2 separate regions of the Homo sapiens genome follow, and region 2 is linked to region 1. Evidence: read pairs that join two places in POLR2A ChIA-PET (ENCODE). Cell type or tissue: MCF 10A. All regions are shown on one strand. Each heading gives the region's core, and the rest is flanking DNA. Links, peaks and the distances in the headings are about the cores only. Region 1 overlaps UNC5B (unc-5 netrin receptor B). Region 2 overlaps P4HA1 (prolyl 4-hydroxylase subunit alpha 1).

Region 1 (9,179 bases), core at 452-8,451:
CAGGACCCTCCCCCAGAACCCTGTCAGACTGTTGGCTGCCCACGCAGGTTAAATGTGTGGCTGTCACTGAGCCTCTGCCCTGGGACCACACAGTCGATGGGGGCACAGACATTAAAGGAAATACACAAATAAGTATATAACTTGAAAAGGTAATGAGGGTAATAAGGAAAAGAGATGCCAGACGAAGAGCCAGGGCCCTGGTTTAGGTGGGAGTGGTGCAGTCAGGGCTCTCTGGGGAAGTGAACTTTAAGGTGATACCTGGAGAAGGAACAGGGTTTAGCCAGGTAGGGGTGGGAAGGCAGCATTCCAGGTGTCTCCATGGAGGCTTGCAGCCTGGGCATCCTACGTTCTGAGGTGTCCCCACACCGGGGTGGAGGCAGTGGGGTTTCTCCTGCATGTCATACAAAGAGCACTGGACTAAGTCTGTAGACTTGGTGCTCAGGCCCAGCTCTGCCAGGAACTGTGTGGCCTCAGGCTAGTCACACCCTCTGTGGGCCTCAGTTTCCTCATCTGTCCAAAGGGAGGCCCCTTCAGGCCACAAGCCCTCCCTCCCCAAGCCTGAGGTTTTGAGGAGTCCAGCAAGTTCTGTTCAAATGCCACTTTTCGGGATGCCCCTGATGACTGAAAGGCAGCCAGGGCACGGGGGAGGGGGCCAGAGAGCTCGAGCTGAGAGCTCCAGACATCCCATCCCCTTCTCTGAGTTATTAAGAGCCACCCGGAAGCAGACACAAAGAGAATTGTCCTGAGCTAGATAGAGCCAGCCCCCAGCCCCCAGCCGAGAACAATCAGAGAGGAAAACCAAGGCCATTTGTCCAACACGGAGTGCGGCAGTGACAGCGGCTGGGAAAATGCCGAGTATTTCTCAGCTAAAATTAGCCACCTACTAAACCTTTACATCAAGGGCAACCTGAAGCCTCTATTGTTTTGAACTTGGAATCCCAGAGGACTTGGGGGCAGGGCTTCTCAGGAGAAGCAAATGACCATCCCCTCTCCCAGGGGCTGGGCTAGCCAACACCAAGCCAGTCCTTGAGCCACAGGGGTGCCCAGTAAGGTACCAGGGGACAAACAGACAGACAGGGAGGGAGTCTAGCTGCCCAAAGTCACCAAGCATTGGTGGCTGACACAGCTTCTGGTTGCCCCATTTGAGACATTCTTCCTTCACCAGTGATATTGATGTACTCTGAGCTAAATGGGTGGCAGGGAATGGGGAATGTTGAACTAGAAGAAATTGCTGGAAATATAAGAAAATAACTCTTTATCCTTTCCAGAGGAAGCAGTCAGAATGGGCATCCCTATTTGCTAATGGTGGATAGTTCCTGCCATTGGGGTGGCAAACCTGGCTTAGAATCTTTCCTCTGCCACTTAGTAACTGTCTGACTTTGTACAACTTTAGATAAACAATAGAGATGGCTATTGATACCAACCTCATAAGATTGCTGCAACAATTAAATGAAATAATGTAGAAGATATAGGTATTAGCAATGGTAATAATAAAAACAAGAATGCCGCTTTTGTTCATTAAGTCTTTTTAACATGCCCAGCACTCCTCTAAGCTCATTGCGTGTATTAACATGTCTAATCCATGCTAGAAATACTATTACCCCATTCTGCAGAGAAGGAAATGGAGGCCCAGAGAGGCGAATTTGCAGGAACACAGGTGATGGCCATCATTTATTGTTATTGCCACACAGCAGGTCCTGATTCCGGCTCAGATAGCGAAAGCCTGGCACCATGCTGCTGTGTAATTCCTTCAGCTCCTTTTGAAAAGTCTCCAGCTGAATCATAGAAGTGTTAAGGAAAAGGAAGCTGACATATGTTAAGCACCATTATGTGCACTAAGCGTTTGATATTTCTGTCGGGAGGCAAGAGAGCATAGAGCCGTGTGTGGACTGGCGGCAGCACCTAGACATTTCTTAGAAATGTACATTCTCAAGGCCCACCCCACACCGACTGAATCAGAACTTGGGGGCAGGAGCCTGGGTTTTAGCGAGCACTCCAGGTGGTCCTGGTGCAGGCCATGGTTTGAGTACCACTGGCACCAAGGTTAAAGAGGATGGACTTGGCCGGGCGCCATGGCTCGTACCTGTAATCCCAGCACTTTGGGAAGCCGAAATAGGAGGATTGCTGGAGCCCAGGAGTTTGGGACCAGCCTGGGCAACATAGTGAGACCCCTGTCTCTATAAAAAAAAAAAAAAAAAAAAGAGTATGGGCTTAAAGTCAAAGAGACCCAGATTCAAATGCTGACAACCCTGCTCTGTGACATTAGACAAGTAACTTAATCTCCCTGTGCCTGCAAACTGGGGCTAATGATAAGAATACCTACCAGAAAGAGTTGCGGGGAGGGTTCAGTTAGATAATTATTCCAAGTACTTGGCGCAGAACCTGAGAGCTAGTTAGCACTGTAAATGGTAGCTGTTAACTCATTACCTGAATTACCTGCTAGCACTGAAGAGGTACTAAAGGGAAAGGTGGTTCTTTGTGGCCAGGGAAGCCGTTTAATCCCAGCTGGGGTGAAGCTTCCCCTCTAGGGCAACCTGGCGGGACTGGGGGCCCGGGTAACAGAGGTAACCCTTGCAGGCTGAGGGCATCAGGGGTGTCTGGGATGGACATTTCCTCCCCACCTGGCCTGCCCTGTCTAGCAGGGGCTCCCTGTCTTCCCTGAGCTTATGATGCCAACCAAAGAGACGCGTGAACTAAGAACTTTTCTCCGCCGCTTTCTCAGGGAAACCAGCTCTGAGAATGACGGTCTGGTGATGTGGCGATCCCCAGACCCTGGGCTCATGGGGGCTTCAGCTGCATGCTGTGGCCTGGCAGCTTCCAGGAACATGTCTTTGCTCTCTTCCCCTCCACCCGTGTGTTTTCAATGGTGATTGGAGGCCTCAGGGGAGCCGTGCGCTCCTCTTCCTCCCTAAGGAGAGGCTCTGGGCCAGCCGGGCAGCGAGCACAGTGGACGGGCTCCACCTTCCCTGTGCTTCCACTGCTTGGTAAGGGCCTGCCCAGCCTCTGGGAACCCCAGGCTCTTGGTGAGGCACCACCCCACCCCCACTGCTGGCTGTCCCCAGGTCCCCCATGCTGGCCACATGCCTTAGTGTGATGCCACACTTTCTTTCACACCTCTGGCCTCTAGCTATCTCTGTGAGGTGGGAACGGTGAAGGTGCACCTATTCTACAGAGAAACAAACCGAGGTCCCAGGAGCTAAGACTAGGGCCCAGAGTCACCCACTGAACTGGTGGCCCAAAAGTGTTCTGGTATTTCCTGTCACTAGGCCGTGCTTCTATCCTTTCTTTTTTCACCCCTACCTCATACTTCCTTATCCCTCCTCAAGAAATCCCTAGAAGGGAACTGACAAACTTAGTGCCTGACATGTACCAGGCTCATTTCATGAGATCCTGCAGCTGTGAGGGGAACCAGGCTCAGAGGCAGGGGGTGGTTCCCCCAGCAAATGGGGGCAGGATGGGATTGAAGCAGGTCCCACGCACTCCAGAGCGCCTTCTCCTTGGCTAACCTCCTGCAGGTTTTGGGCTTTTTGCTCCCCTTCACCCTCCCCGCTTCCTGGTGCCCCTCCTGGAGGAGCCCTCTCACGGTGTCCTCAGCTGGATGCCTGCCCTCTGGCCCTTGCACCCTTCCTCTGCTGCTCACTCAGAGGACATGGGGAGCGGGCCGAGCCCTGAGCCAAGGCGGCCCAGCGATTACATCAGCAGGTGCAAACAAGCAGGCGGGAGCAGGGACGGGCGTCCCTCGGGGCTGGAGACGGCACTCCATCCGCCCCACACGAGTCTGTTTCATTCCCTCCTTCTAGCTTGCATCAGCCTTTTGCAGCTCTGTGTCATCACAGAGTGGGCCAAGGCAGCAGCTGGGAGGCTGGGGCAGGGGTGGAGGTGAGGTGTGGGGCTCGCCGGGACCCTGGCAGCCTGGAAGGTCCACTCACTGTTTTTTCCTGAGAATGGAGTACAATATTCCCCCCTTACTCGAGGTCTCCCTGTCCACAGTTTCAGTTACCCATGGCCAACTGTGACACCAAAATATTAAACAGAACATTCCAGAAATCAGCAGTTCACACATTTTAAATTGTGTGTGATTCTGAGTAGCATGATGGAATCTCCCACTGTCTCACTCCATCCTGCCCAGGATGTGAACCATCCCTTTGTCCAGGGTGTCCACACTGTATACACCATCCGTCACTTAGTCACTCAGTGGCTGTCTCCATTATCAGATCGAAAAAAAAATCATCTGTCTAGAGCTTGGTACTATTCAAGTTTTCAGGCATCCACGGGGGGTCTTGGAACGTATCCCCCACAGATACGGGGACTCCTGTAATAGAAATTAGCTAGTGCATAGGGCTGCCCAGCTGGCAAAATATTTTTGTACTTCTGACTTTGGTGTTTCCAACAGCCCTGTCAGTCAAAGCAAGTAAAAGTGGTCCCATTTCTCAGAAAGGAAAATTGAGGCCCAGAGGGAAGTGGCTGCCCAGGGGTTGTCTTGTGAGTCACTGACAGCACCAACGCATTTCACCTCAAGAAGCGCATGGGATTATAAGAGCCTGGAGATTGAAAAATCCCTATAGTCATCAAGTTGGAAGTAGTTAAAGCCTGCTTCCTAGAGAAAGTGAGCTGATTCCTTGGCCGAGGAGGAGACAGCTACTGAAAGAGCTATGGAGTGATTTCTGCACTGATGGTGGGTGGGCAGGCAAAGGGACCATTACATGGCTATGGGGGTAGGCTGGAGGCAGACTGGGCACTGGTCTAAGAAGTCTCGATGTCTGGATTCTTAACCTTGAAAATTTGCTGTGAGCTTCCCACTTGTGGAACTGAAGCTTGGTTATTGCTCTCTGAGCCTCACCACAGGCATGGTCAAGAGGAGGCCCCCAGGAAGTGTTTGATGAATGAGTGAATGAATGAATGAATGAATGGGAGTGAGTGCTTGCTCACCATCTGCCTCCCTTGAAGTGCATCTGTGCAGCCACACAGGCCTTCCCTTTGGCCAGTGCCACCTGTCTCCCCATATCTCACCAGCTGACAACTCAGCTGCTCACCCAAACCCAGGGCCGGGGTCTTTCCCAGCACTGGGACCAGAGAGGCAAACACAGGAACCATGGCCTGCATGCCAGGATGCCCACATTCCAGTCCTGGCTTGGCCTCCTAACTGCTGTGTGATCTGAGGCAAGTTACTACTCCTCTGAGGTCCCCAGGATGTTCCTGGGACTCTGAGTCTACAAGGCCTGGCCTCCCCGGGGCCCATGGAACCTGAGCCCCAGTCCTGCCTTGGGAATGGAGGCCAGAGATGGCTGCCTTCCTCCCTCACCCCTGGGGACTGAGCAGGAATCCAAGTGGCTTCCACATTCAGGAAAATCCAAGGGGAAACCCCTACCCAGTTCCAAGGACCCCTTCTATTCACCCCTTACTGCCAGGCGCTCTCAGGGGCTCTTTCTCCCTCTCCTCGTGGCACCATCTCTACCTCTGTTTATCTCGCCCATTTGCCCTCTCCTTCTCATGCCCATTTCACAGATTGGCAAAGGCCAGAGTCTGGCCACTCCTTTTTCTCTGTCCTTTCTGTGACTTCTTTTATGCCAGTGTGATGCCAAGATAGGAGTGACGCTGCAGCCACAGACTGTTTGTTTGCCCTTGCACAAGTCATTGCCCCTGTCTGGCCTCAGGGTCCCCAGCTGGAGATGAAGGGTCCCCAGCTGGAGGTGAAGGGTCCCCGACTGGAGGTGAAGGGCTTGGATGCAGTTTTGAAGGCCCCATAGCCCAGGATCTGAGCTGCCTCCTGGTGGTGGTGCTGACAGCAGGCAACAGGCAAGGACTGCAGCAGTTTTTCCACTTGGAAATGTGTTTGGCAGTTGCCTCCCCTTTGCGAGGAAGGGTTGTTCGGTTCTAGAGCGTGGCGCTGAGGGAGACGGGGGAAATTTGTGTGCCCTTGGTGCTCTAAGAACAGCCTTAACCCTGGGCTTTCAGGGCGGCATGGGGATGTAAGCACTGTCCTGTCTGGCCTCGTCCGGGCAGCCCCTAGACCCAAGACTGTACCAAGGCATTTTGGACTTTTCTGGGAGAAAGTGACAGGACACTGGGCATCTTCCTGCCCAGAACCCAAACACACAGCCAACTTGACAGCATTGCCAGCCTCACTCCCCGTGCCAGCTCTGCGTCCTTCAGCTCCTCCAGCAACCTGAAACGCGTGGCAGGAGCAGGCAGCCCAGCTGGCCCTCACCCGTCTGACACGTGTGACCGTGCGGGGGCTGGTGGGGGGAGACAGAGAGAGATGCCCAGCGTGTTCTGCTTATGATTCAAAAGTCCTCAGTCAATAGCCTTTAAGGGAAAGCATGGGATATGCAACTTACATGGTGAGACCAGATTTAGGTAACTAAATATTCATGCATCTAAAAAAGTCAGAGAGGATCAACATCCAGTGTAACTCAGCTGGGGTGGGAATGGGGCGGCTTTTATTTTCATCTTTTTTTTTTCTAGATTGTTTACAGTGAGGCTACTACCTTTGTAATCAGAATAAACCCAAACATCTGTTTTCAATTAAAAAAAAAGTTTAGAAAAATGAAGTCCCCCCCCCACAACTTCTCCTTTCCTGGGAGTCTGGTGCACAGTTTCTCTTTCTGGCTCTGCTGCTCAGGTGCTGTGTGATCTGGAGCCAGACCACACCCTCTCTGGTCTCCATCCTTGAGGGCAGTGATTAGATGGTCTGTGAAGTTCCATCAGTTAGTGGAGTCCTGCAGCATGGAATTTCCCAAGGGATGGGCTCCTGTAGCCCAGGTCAGCCCTCCTACCCGCTCCTGCTGCCCAAACCCCCTCTGACTGCTCCCTCCCCCTCCACCTGCCACCCCAGTGCTTGTCCTGTGTCCCCAGTGGGCCCATCTACACCGCAAACAAGATTCCCAGGCCCTCAAGGAACTTGCCTTCCAGAAAGGCAAGTTCCTTTCTGTCCAGAAACAGACAGCAAGCTTACAAACACATACACAAAGCAGGTCATTCCAGAGGGAGGTGAGCCTGCCAAGAGAAAAAAAAAGGCATTGGGGAGATAGCACAGGGAGGAAAGAGAATGGTGCATTTTCACTGGGTGGTCAGGGAAGGCCTCACTGGAGAGGTGGCATTTGAGTTGGGATCTCAATGACAAAGAGTCAGCCAAGAGAATATGTGTGTGTGGGAGGGGTTGGGGGAGGCGCTCCAAAACAAGAGACCAGCAGAGGCGCTGAGGCTAGAACAAGCAAGGCATGTCCCAGGAAAACACGCCTGGTGGGGCTTGGAGCACAGTGAAAGATAGGTGAGTTGGCCGGGTGCAGTGGCTCACGCCTGTAATCCCAGCACTTTGGGAAGCCAAGGCAGGTGGATCACCTGAGGTCAGGAGTTCGAGACCAGCCTGGGCAACATGGTGAAACCCCGTGTCTACTAAAGACACAAAAATTAGCTGGGCGTGGTGGTATGTGCCTGTAATCTCAGATACTTGGGAGGCTGATGCAGGAGAACCCAGGAGGCGGAGGTTGCAGTGAGCTGAGATCATGCCGCTGCACTCCAGCCTGGGTGACAGAATGAGACTCTGCGGAAGGGAGGGAGGGAGGGAGGGAGGGAGGGAGGGTGGGAGGCAGGGAGGGAGGGAGGGAAGACTGGTGAGTCCATGAAGTTAGAGGGTTCTGGGTAGCTTAGGACTTTCTCCAGGGTCACAGAGAAGCCGCAGGAGGCTGTACACCACTAGAGGGCAGGGTTTCTCTCTTATGAGATCACTCTGGTGTTAAGAGGAAAGTGGATTTTAGGGGCAAAAGGAAAGGTAGGGAGCCCAGAGAGAGGAAGGGTCCAGGCGGGAAGACCTGGGCTTGGAGACTGCAGCGGGTGGTGGGGGTGGTCGTGCAGTGTGAGGCACATCTTCCAGGTTCATCTAGCAGCACCAGGTCCCTCCAGCAGCACGGACTGGAAGTGGGGTGAAGGAAAGGGAGCCACCAGGCATCCTCCCAGATGGGACCTGAACAACTGGGTGCTTGGCGGAGTCTAAGATTGCAGCTCAAACTCACCCCATGCCAACCCTGGGTCAGGGAGAGGTGACCTATAAAATAGCAGGTCTGAGTCACAGGTGGGGAGCCTGCCATTGCCTTAGGGGGACAGCAGCATTAACAAAGGCCCACCCTGAGAAAGGCACTGTGGTCCCAGCCTGGGTGGGGCTCTCAGGGTGTCCCCAGAGATAGCTGTGGATGTAACCTGGCTGGGCATGTGTGTGTCTGAGGGGGCTTGCCACCTGTCACTGAGTGGGGGGCCAGGCTGGCCCCAGGCCTTACTCCTGGATCTCGGTTTGGGAGGGGCAGGTCCACAGAGCAAGGGAAGCCAAGTGCTGGAGTCAGGAAGCTGAGACCCCGTCCCCTCCAGCAAGCTAGGGAGCTCCTGAGAGGACAGAACAATAGCTGTCCCTGCTGGGTTTTGGTGGCTGTGACCTCGAACACGCCCTTTCACTCTTCTGCCTCGTTTTCGCATCTGTAAAATGGAACAGCTTCGCAGGGTCATTGTGTTGACAATAATGTGCGCTGTCTCGTTGGAACACACAGGATTTTCAGTGCCAGGTGGTGGGAATATGCTTATTATCTGCAGGAGCATGGATGAAAGGGCTTTGAGCTCCTTGTCTGGGAGAAGAAGGGGAAACAGAATATCCCCTCCTCAGGGCCCAGGCCTCCATCACAGTGACCCCATCGGACCTGAAACTTGGAAAAGGAACCAAAAATTAGCCCCAAGACTGAGCCAAAGGAACCCAAAGCCAGAGGAAGGGTCTGGAGGGAGGGCCTTGGGGGTGGAAGTCAGGGTGGCCAGTGACCCAGTGACTCTAGTGCCCTTTCCAGCTCTGTAAGCAGCGTGGCCCCCATAGCCAGGCCCGGGCTCATCCCAGCACTGCACCTGCCCTGGGGCCTCGACCCCAGCCTCCCATCCACTTCTTCACCTGCCTCACAGTCCTTCGAGGGAGACGTTTCACAGGAGCAGATGGACACCCCCTTCAGGATGCAGGCCCCTGCCCCAGCTGGCCACCTTGGCGAAGCCGCTTCCTGTGACAGCAGAGGAAGTGATGTCAGGGCACAGATGGGTGCAGAGGGTGTGGGAAGAGGGCTGCGTGAGGAGCCACCTTTGTTAGGAATGACTTGGCGTCCCCCGAGCCCGCCAGCCCCCATTTGTCATCGGTAACGGCCATTGTGACCGCC
Region 2 (9,179 bases), core at 1,043-9,042, 1.8 Mb after region 1:
CGGGCATGGTGGCGCACACCTGTAATCCCAGCTACTTGGGAGGCTGAGGCAAGAGAATCACTTGAACCTGGAAGGTGGAGGTTGCAGTGAGCCACGATCATGCCACTGCACTCCAGCCTGGGCAACAGAGCAAGACTCTGTCACAAAAAAAAAAAAAAAAATGTATCAGTCAGCTTCCTGTATCCATCCATATTCTTTTTTTTTTTTTTTTTTTGAGATAGAGTCTGGCTCTGTAGCCTAGGCTGGAGTGCAGTGGCACAATCTTGGCTCACTGCAGCCTCCACCTCCCGGGTTCAAGTGATTCTCCCACCTTAGCCTCCCAAGCAGCTGGGATTACAGGCACATGCTACCACACCCGACTAGTTTTGTGTTTTTAGTAGAGACAGGGTTTCACCACATTGGCCAGGCTGGTCTTGAACTCCTGGCCTCAAGTGATCCACCCTCCTCGGCCTCCCAAAGTGCTGGGATTACAGGCATGAGCCACCGCATCCGGCTGGTATCTATCCATATTCTTATCCCAACCCATATTCTTCCATGTGAAAGTTGGCCCAAGCCTAACTTGTTCTCTATACTCCTATTTTAGCCATTGCAACTGGCTTTGTAAGACTCAAAAATGGGTTTCATTTCTACTTAAAGAATATTTTAGCTTGAGAAAGAAAACATCCAGGTTGAGTCAGAGTCATAATAAGCAAACATTTTGCTTACTTTTTTATTTGTTCTAACTTGTCCTCTTCTGCCTTAATATAATCTTTCAGAGAAGTCACCAGATCTTTCTCAGTATGGATCAAATCAGTCATCTGACCTAGAAGGGGAAGAAGGTTATCAAATACTCATATCCTTCAACACAAGTATGTTAAGAATAAGAATGATTGAGACTGTTTCATTCTATGAGACAATTTAACTGGCATGAATCAGATATGCTGGAGACTATCTTTTCTTCCTTTTTACCAGATAAACCAAAATAAAGCCAAAAACTTTTCTAATCAACTGTTCCAGTTCTAATTTTTAAGCCACTTGATTTTGCAAGCTTTAGACTGTGCTAGCAAATTGTCTTTATATCTACAAATGTATTTTTAAATTGCAAATCAACACTACTTTCCAAAGATTAATGTTTCTTCACCTTTACCTTTACTTCTTTAGTTCCCCTTTACCTTACCTTTGTTTTTGAGACTAATTAGAATTAAATTTTTATTTAATTAATAAAAGCCACACTAAAAAAGTTTCAAATAATCTGTTATTTATAACAGGATGCGAGAACCCATCATTTTATATACTGGAATCAAGAGTCATAAGTATATAATACTTATGGGCCAGGCGTGGCAGCTCATGCCTGTCGTAATCCCAGCACTTTGGAGGCCCAGCCAGGAGAATCCCTTGAGGCCAGGAGTTGAAGACCAGCCTGGTCAACATGGTGAGACCCTGTCTCTATTCAAAATAATAATGATAAAATATTTTTTAAGTTATAAATACAAAAAAAAACTTGTGTTCACAGTAGATTAAGTGGAAAAAGCAGATTAGATATATATGCAGTATATTACTTGTATATCTGTGCACTGAAAAAGACTAAGTATATGCATTAAATTATTTTAACTTCAATATGTATCATTTTTGTAATAAAAAATAAAGAAAATGTCAAATTATTAAAAAAGGACCTTTTAGGGGGCAGGGAATAAACCTATACTCTAGGAATACACTGTATTTGTTTTTGCTGATTTTAAAACACTAAAAAATGGAAATTAAAAAATGCAAAACCAACAAAAAACAACAAGTAGTAAGACTTACCAATTGAAGTAAAAAAGCCTGGATGAGCCAAAGACTGGGGAAGCAGAATTCCTATAATTAATATATACCAGATCATCTTGGAAGATTTAATTTTACAGGATCACACACCTACAAAAGAAAGAGAGAAATGCAGCCATTACTTAAAAAATACAAAGAGAAGGAAAAGTTCCTTATCTATTATTTCTATGAAAAAGTAAAAGATTCCAAGGTTGCCCATAAAATTGATGTTAGTTATTATCAATTGTTTAATAATAGCTACTATCTTGTTTTTCATATAATGAGAGTACTACCATGACATTTCTTTTTTGTGTTTTTCTCTTTTGAAACAGAGTCTCTGTCGCCCAGGCTGGAGTGCCATGGTGTGATCTTGGCTCACGGCAACCTCCACCTCCCGGGTTCAAGCGATTCTCATGCCTCAGCCTCCTAAGTAGTTGGGACCAAAGGTGTGTGCCACCACACCCAGCTAACTTTTTGTCTTTTTAGCAGAGACAAGGTTTTGCTATGTTGGCCAGGCTGGTCTCGAACTCCTGGCCTCAAGTTATCCACCCGCCTCAGCCTCCCAAAGTGCTGGGATTATAAGTGTGAGCCAACGCACCCATATTAGATAAAAATGTATGTTTGTTATCACCTGATAATTTATGCTTAAAAATTCAAGCTGAGTTTGTTCTCCTTAGTCACTATTACAATTAGAGTAATTGAATAGTAGGTGGCTTTTTCATATAGCCTGAAAAATAAGTTTTCTCTGTGATTTAGACCTATCCTATGACTTTCTCATAAAAATGTACCAACTTATCAATTTAAATATTAAATATTACCAATACATTTTCAAAATGTTAGAATACATTTTAAAGGAAAAATATTTCAGAGCTTTCTGTTAATCCTTAAAATTCCTAATTTGTTCCATCTTTTTCATATATATTTTATATATATATATAGTGTGTGTGTGTGTGTGTATGTGTGTATGTGTGTGTGTGACAGTCTCAAAACTCCTGACCTCAGGTGATCCGCCCACCTCATCCTCCCAAAGTTCTAGGGTTACAGGCGTGAGCCACGGCACCCGGCCCATCTTTTTCCTATATAGCTTAACTTTTTAAAATAAATTCAATCAAAAGTTGTAGATTTGGGGTCAATAAAATGTTCTAAAATTGACTGGCCAGGCACAGTGGCAGGTGCCTGGAGTCCCAGCTACTTGGGAGGCTGAGGCAGGAGGATCACTTGAACCCAGGAGTTCAAAGCCAGCTTGGGCAATACAGCAAGACCCCATCTCTAAAAAACATGAATAAATAAAATAAAATTGACTGTGGTGACTGATGGTGGAATGACTCTGTGAAAGTACTAAAAACCATTGAATCATGAATACTAAATGGGTGAATTATAAGGTATATGAATTATATTGCAATGACACTGTTCTCTTGGTTTGACTTAGTTTGTTTTTTTAAGAGACAGGGGTCTTGTTATGTTGTCCAAGTTGAACTCAAACTCCTGGGCTCAAATCATCCTCCCACCTCAGCCTCCTGAGTAGCTGGAAATACAGGTCTGTACCACTGTGCCTGTTTTTTTTTTTTTTTTAAGTTGTAGAGAATCCAAAACGAATAAACAGCCATGTCCATTTAAACTAGTATTTTCTCTCAAAGGACCCAGACTTCAGTTTTGTTTCTCTTATCAACTGTGTTCTATGTAAAAAAAAACTTAGCCTAAGACATGTCTATGGCCTCTTTTCTTTTTTTAAACCTGGCAGCAAAGCCCATTAGTGTTTTTCCTCTATATCCATGATAGCACCGTCTTTTCTAGTGAGGATTCTTCATGGCAGATGAGGATATAAACTAACCAACAGAAAGGCTTTACCTCACTTTCCCAGATGCCCTGCTAGCACTCTTCTCTTGCTCCTTCTCCCCTACAAACATGAACTTTGTCTTTCTTATTACCTTACAGGAGAATAAGTTACATTACAGTATAGTTTGCCCCAGTAACAGGCTCCCATTAGTTACCCTGACTTGTCAACCTGTTTCTCTTTGTGCAGGCCCCTCTGACTCGTCTTCCTATGTGACGTGAGCTAAACCAAAAGGCTCAGGTTCAAATTGAAAGCTCCCCGTTCTACAAGAGCTAAAAAATAACCCCACTGCCCCCTAACTTGAATCTCAATAAAAACAGATCACCACAAAAACTGGAAGTACTCCCTAGTCTCCTCCCTCGAGTTTGCTGCAAACTTCCAGTTACTTCCAGAACCACACAGTAAGGAAATACACTGCTCTTTTGGCTACCTTACAGTGATTTGGGGAAGGCTTCTAGAATGTAGCAGATGTAGACACTTCCTCTCCTGGGCTCCTGCCAAAGCACAAGGCTTTTTGAAAAGCCTGAGCTGTCTGAAGAAGAGTCTAGAATTTTCTGTTTAAACATACTTCTATTCTAATTTTCTTCATGGATAAATGCTATTTGCAGAAAATACAAATGTTTTCACTGTTAACAGAAGGCTAATCACAAATGTTGTCTAAACTTTTAACTCTGATAAGAGAGTTTAGATTTGTCAGAAAAGAGGTTATTTTGCCATTGCTAAAATATATTGTCACTAAAGTTTTTTTGTCATCTTTCATTGTCCTTAAATCTCACAAGGAATTAAAAACCATTAGCCTACAGAAATAACTAAAAAGCAGCTTAAGATGGTATTTTTCTTCGAATAGCTTGAAAATATTTTAAGAATGACAGAGCCTACATAAAAATTCAAAACAATCGTAAAAAGAATAAATATCTTTACCTTACATAATGTTTCAAAATGAATTCTAGGATGGATTAAATAGTTATAATCAACAAAACAAAGTAAAACAAATAGCAACAACAGAATAGTTATCAGATCTCTAAAAGCAGAGAATTTCTAAACTTAAAAATAAGAAAATGCCTGGGCACAGTGGTTCACACCTGTAATCCCAGTACTTTGGGAGGCCAAGGAAAGAGGATCACTTGAGCTCAGGAGTTTGAGACCAGGCCGGGCAACATAGCAAGACTTCATCTCTACAAAAAAAAAAAAAATCAAAAAATTAGCTGGGTACGGTGGCATACACCTGTGGTCCCAGCTACTTGGGAGGCTAACGTAGGAGGATCACTTGAGACCAGGAAGTTGAGGCTACAGTGAGCCATGATCTTGTCACTGCTCTCCAGTCTGGGCAATAAAGTGAGACCCCATCTCAAAAAAAAAAAAAAGAGAGAAAGAAAACAACCTATCAAAAGCCAGATGGAATCTGAATACACAAAATAAGCTTATGTGTCAAAAAAAAAAAAAAAAAAACCTTTAAAACTCAAACTAGAAAACCATTTAAAGAAAATAGAGCACTTTTAAGGAGTTCATACAAATCAATAAGAAAACCACTAAGATGTTAATAGACAAGTAGATATAGAACTTGGAACTCACAAAAAGGAAAAGTAGTTAGCTCAACAAAAAATGCTCAAACTTATTAGTAATTAATGACACAAAATAAGAAACCATTTTTGCCCATCAAGTGAACAATTAACAAGCAAAATTATTTAATGTTGTTATATGCCAAGAAACTTAAAATGAACACATCCTTTAACTTGTAGAGTTAAATGAAAAAACAAGATTTAAAAATTATCATACAACCTTGGTGGAATCTATATTGACTAAGATTATGTTTTCATTACCCCAACACAAAGTTATAAATAAATTAACACTGGTCAAAACGAAGAAAAATTAACATCATAATACAGTCATAACTATGCAAGAACATATGCAGAGGAAATTCACCAAAGTGTAATTGTCTCTGGTTAGCAAAGCAGTAGGTAATTTTTTTTTTTTTTTTTTTTTTTTTTTTGGAGACAGAGTCTCATTCTGTTGCCCAGGCTGGAGTGTAGTAGCGCAATCTCAGCTCACTGCAACCTCCGCCTCCCGGGTTCAAGCGATTCTCCTGCTTCAGCCTCCCAAGTAGCTGGGATTATAGGCACCTGCCAACACGCCCAGCTAATTTTTGTATTTTTAGTAGAGACGGGGTTTTGCCACATTGGCCAGGCTGGTCTCAAACTCCTGACCTCAGGTGATCTGCCTGCCTCGGCCTCCTAAAGTGCTGGGATTACAGGCGTGAGCCACCGCGCCCGGCTGGTAATTTTCTTTTATATCTCTGTATTTTCCAGACCTCCTATAATATATTTTTATAGTGACAAAAAAATTAACTTCGTACAAAATAATAAACCTAAAGCATTAACTCTCATATTAAGATACCCTAAACTTTTAAAGAAGTAGTTAATTACTCTCTAACAAAAGAGTAGCTAACAAATAATATAAGGTTTTGAGCATGTTCCATCTTGTAGTTCTATAAGCCTCTACATTTCACTTTCTCTTTTTCAAAGATACTTAAGCCTAAACTGGGTGCAGTGGCTCATGCCTATAATCCCAACACTTTGGGAGGCTAAGGTGGGAGGATCACTGTAGGCCAGGAGTTCGAAACCAGCCCAGGCAACACAAGGAGACCCCAACTCTATAAAAAATTTTTAAAAATAGCCAGGTGTGGTAGTAGTCCCAGCTACTCAGTAGGTTGAGGCTGGAAGATCACTTGAGCCTGGGAGGTAGAGGCTGCAGCGGGCCATGAATGTGCTACCGCACTCTAGCCTGGGTGACAGAGACTCTATACCCGTAAAAACAACAGTAAGGCCAGGAGCGGTGGCTCACGCCTGTAATCCCAGCACTTTGGGAGGCCAAGGTGGATGGATCACCTGAGGTGAGGAGTTCGAAACCAGCCTGGCCAACATGGTGAAACCCCGTCTCTACCAAAAATACAAAAATTAGCCGGGCGTGGTGGCAGGCGCCTATAATCCCAGCTACTCAGGAGGCTGGGGCAGGAGAATCGCTTGAACCCAGGAGGCGGAGGTTCCTGTGGGCTGAGATCTCGCCATTGCACTCCAGCCTGGGAGACAAGAGTGAGACTTTGTCTCAAAATAAATAAATAAATAAATAACAATAAAAATAAAAATAACGATACTTTGAAAGCAACCCTATTATCTAGCAGTGAACTAGGCTGCCAAAGTAGCACACTTTCCCATTCTATTTCCTCCTACACTTAGATATAAGACCCAGACTAGGTCAATCATTGACTTTCATTCTCATTAACATAACGGTTGAGGGATGGCCTTGTGAATGGTAGAAAGCAGCTCTTTCTGGAGTTGCTAAGCTCAGAGGATGTGAACTTGGGGCTCTCCTGTGACCATCTTTCTCACTTGTCTAGGATCTATAAACAGGACAAAGTCATACAGAGACAAACAGTTTCAACCCCCAGGGCCCTGATTCTTTGCAACTATTGCTTTGAATCTGTAAGCTACTACAATAATCTCCCAGCCCACCTAAGAAAGCCTTTAAATTCCTTTTTGCTTAAGCTAATTCAAGTTGGATTTCTGTCACTTACAATAGGAAGTTCAGACCCATACAACATTATTCCAAACTAACATGCCTACCCAAGCTAGATAATAAAAATGAAGATAGACCTATATGGCAGTGCTTCTCAAACTTTAGCTCTATCAGAATCACCTAAAGGTCTGAAAAGTCGAGATAATTTGCACAAGTTTCCAGGCAATGCTGATAGTGCTGGCTGGGGGATCACAGTCTGAGAACCACTGGATACAGCAAACAACCCTATGAAATCACCTCTGCATTTAAAATAGATTTTACTTCAATTTATCTTATGTAAAAGTACAACTGAATGTCTAATTACTCTAGAGAATGGTTCTCTAATCTGTTTTAGCACTATGTCTCATTCATCCACATTCATTCAGAAACTTTAAGTGACATGTTAATAGCCAAACGTATCAATCACAGGTTTTTTTAACAATGGTTTCTAGCCGGGCATGGTGGCTCACACCTGTAATCCCAGTACTTTGGGAGGCAGAAGCGGGCAGGCAGATTGCTTGAGGTCAGGAGTTTGAGACCAGCCTGGCTAACACAGTGAAACCCCGTCTCTACTAAAAATACAAAAAATTAGCCAGGCATGTTGGCACACACCTGTAGTCCCAGCTACTCGGGAGGCTGAGGCAGGAGAATCACTTGAACCCGGGAGGTGGAGGTTGCAGTGAGCTGAGATTGCGCCACTGCACTCCAGCCTGGGCAACAGAGCGAGACTCCATCTCAAAAACAAAAACAAAACAAACAATGGTTTCCTTATGGTGTCTCACTTCTATTTATTCTACCTTCATTCAGAAAGCAGCTTGCAAAGAGAATCATTATAGAACATTTAAGAGTCAAGTATCCCAAAAGACATTATGACTTTATCAAAAATTATAAAATATAAATGCCTCCTGTTCTAAATATTCAAACAAGCTTGAAAAAGAAATTAATGGGTCAAAATGGATGCAATCTCCTTTAAAAGAAAGACTAATCTCAGATAGCATCCCTGAAAAGACTTGTCTTAATTTTTAAAAAGACAAAGAGGAGGGAGGGAGGAGGAATAGGAGGAAGAAAGAAAAGAAAACCCAAGAAGAGTCAAAGATCCAAAGATAAACTTACACTGGAATAAAACTTGGTGTTGCAACAGTATGAATAAGTTATTGATAATATTTAGGTTATTGGTTAGATAGGTTCAAAAGTGTTTATTATATAATTTTTGTAACATACATGTATATTACTTATAATGTTTGGTAGCATATTACATTTTTTAAACTATAAGAAAAAAAGCAGTATGGAAGAAATCCTACCAGAAAACATTTTCAGGTAGGCCTGGATAAAAATAAATGTGAAGTTTACATTCATCCAAACACAAAACTTTCCTACAGTTCTTATTCCAGGGAAGTCCAGTCCCACAGACTCAACAGGTCAATCAAACCTGGGAACAGATCTTAAAAGTTCTACCATATAGTAAATACAAATGATCCCCAACATAGGACAGTTTGACTTAGGATTTTTCAACTTTATGATGGTGCAAAAGTGATATGCCATTCAATAAAAAACATACTTTGGGCCAGGCACAGTGGCTCACGCCTGTAATCCCAGCACTTTGGGAGGCGGAGGCTGGCGGATCACGAGGTCAGGAGTTCGAGACCAGCCTGACAAACAGGGTGAAACCCTGTCTCTACTATGGGCGTGGTAGCGTGTGCCTCCAATTCCAGTAACTCAGGAGGCTGAGGCAGAAGAATCGCCTGAACCTGGGAGGTGGAGTTTACAGTGAGCCAAGATGGCACCACCACACTCTAGCCTGGGCAACAGAGCGAGACTCCGTCTCAAAACAAAAACAAAACATACTTTGACCCCACAACCATTCTGTGGTTCACTTTCGGTACAATATTCAATAAATTACATGAGCTATTCAACACTTTATTATAAAATAGGCTTTGTTAGATGATTTTGCCCAACTGTAGGCTAATTTAAGTGTTCTGTTTTGAGCATGTTTAAGGTGTGCTAGGCTAAGCTA

What was found. Peaks named below come from ENCODE experiments on the same cell type or tissue, not always from the same donor. Only the 100,000 strongest peaks of a DNase experiment are listed, where the experiment ranks them.
Region 2: POLR2A ChIA-PET joins it to region 1 with 7 read pairs; 1 of 35 experiments calls an interaction of 5 or more read pairs at or near these places.

Annotation. Positions count from the first base shown.
Region 1 is chr10:71,262,791-71,271,969 of GRCh38, forward strand. All of the region lies in intron 1 of UNC5B (unc-5 netrin receptor B), which reads left to right. Among named protein-coding and RNA genes, the nearest start is that of UNC5B-AS1, 49 kb to the left of the region's middle. RefSeq lists enhancers at 3,143-4,136, 4,328-5,049, 7,042-7,336, 7,212-7,933, 7,934-8,653. In MCF 10A, for the core only: CTCF peaks have their summits at 5,765 (motif pointing left), 7,728 (motif pointing right) and 7,934; DNase peaks (open chromatin) are centred at 3,691 and 7,701.
Region 2 is chr10:73,073,026-73,082,204 of GRCh38, forward strand. P4HA1 (prolyl 4-hydroxylase subunit alpha 1) reads right to left here. Exons shown (of 15, transcript NM_001017962.3): 2 at 1,783-1,890; 3 at 706-802. The coding sequence starts at 1,858. Among named protein-coding and RNA genes, the nearest start is that of P4HA1, 19 kb to the right of the region's middle. RefSeq lists an enhancer at 4,047-4,116. In MCF 10A, for the core only: no CTCF peak of the experiment used is centred there; a DNase peak (open chromatin) is centred at 4,076.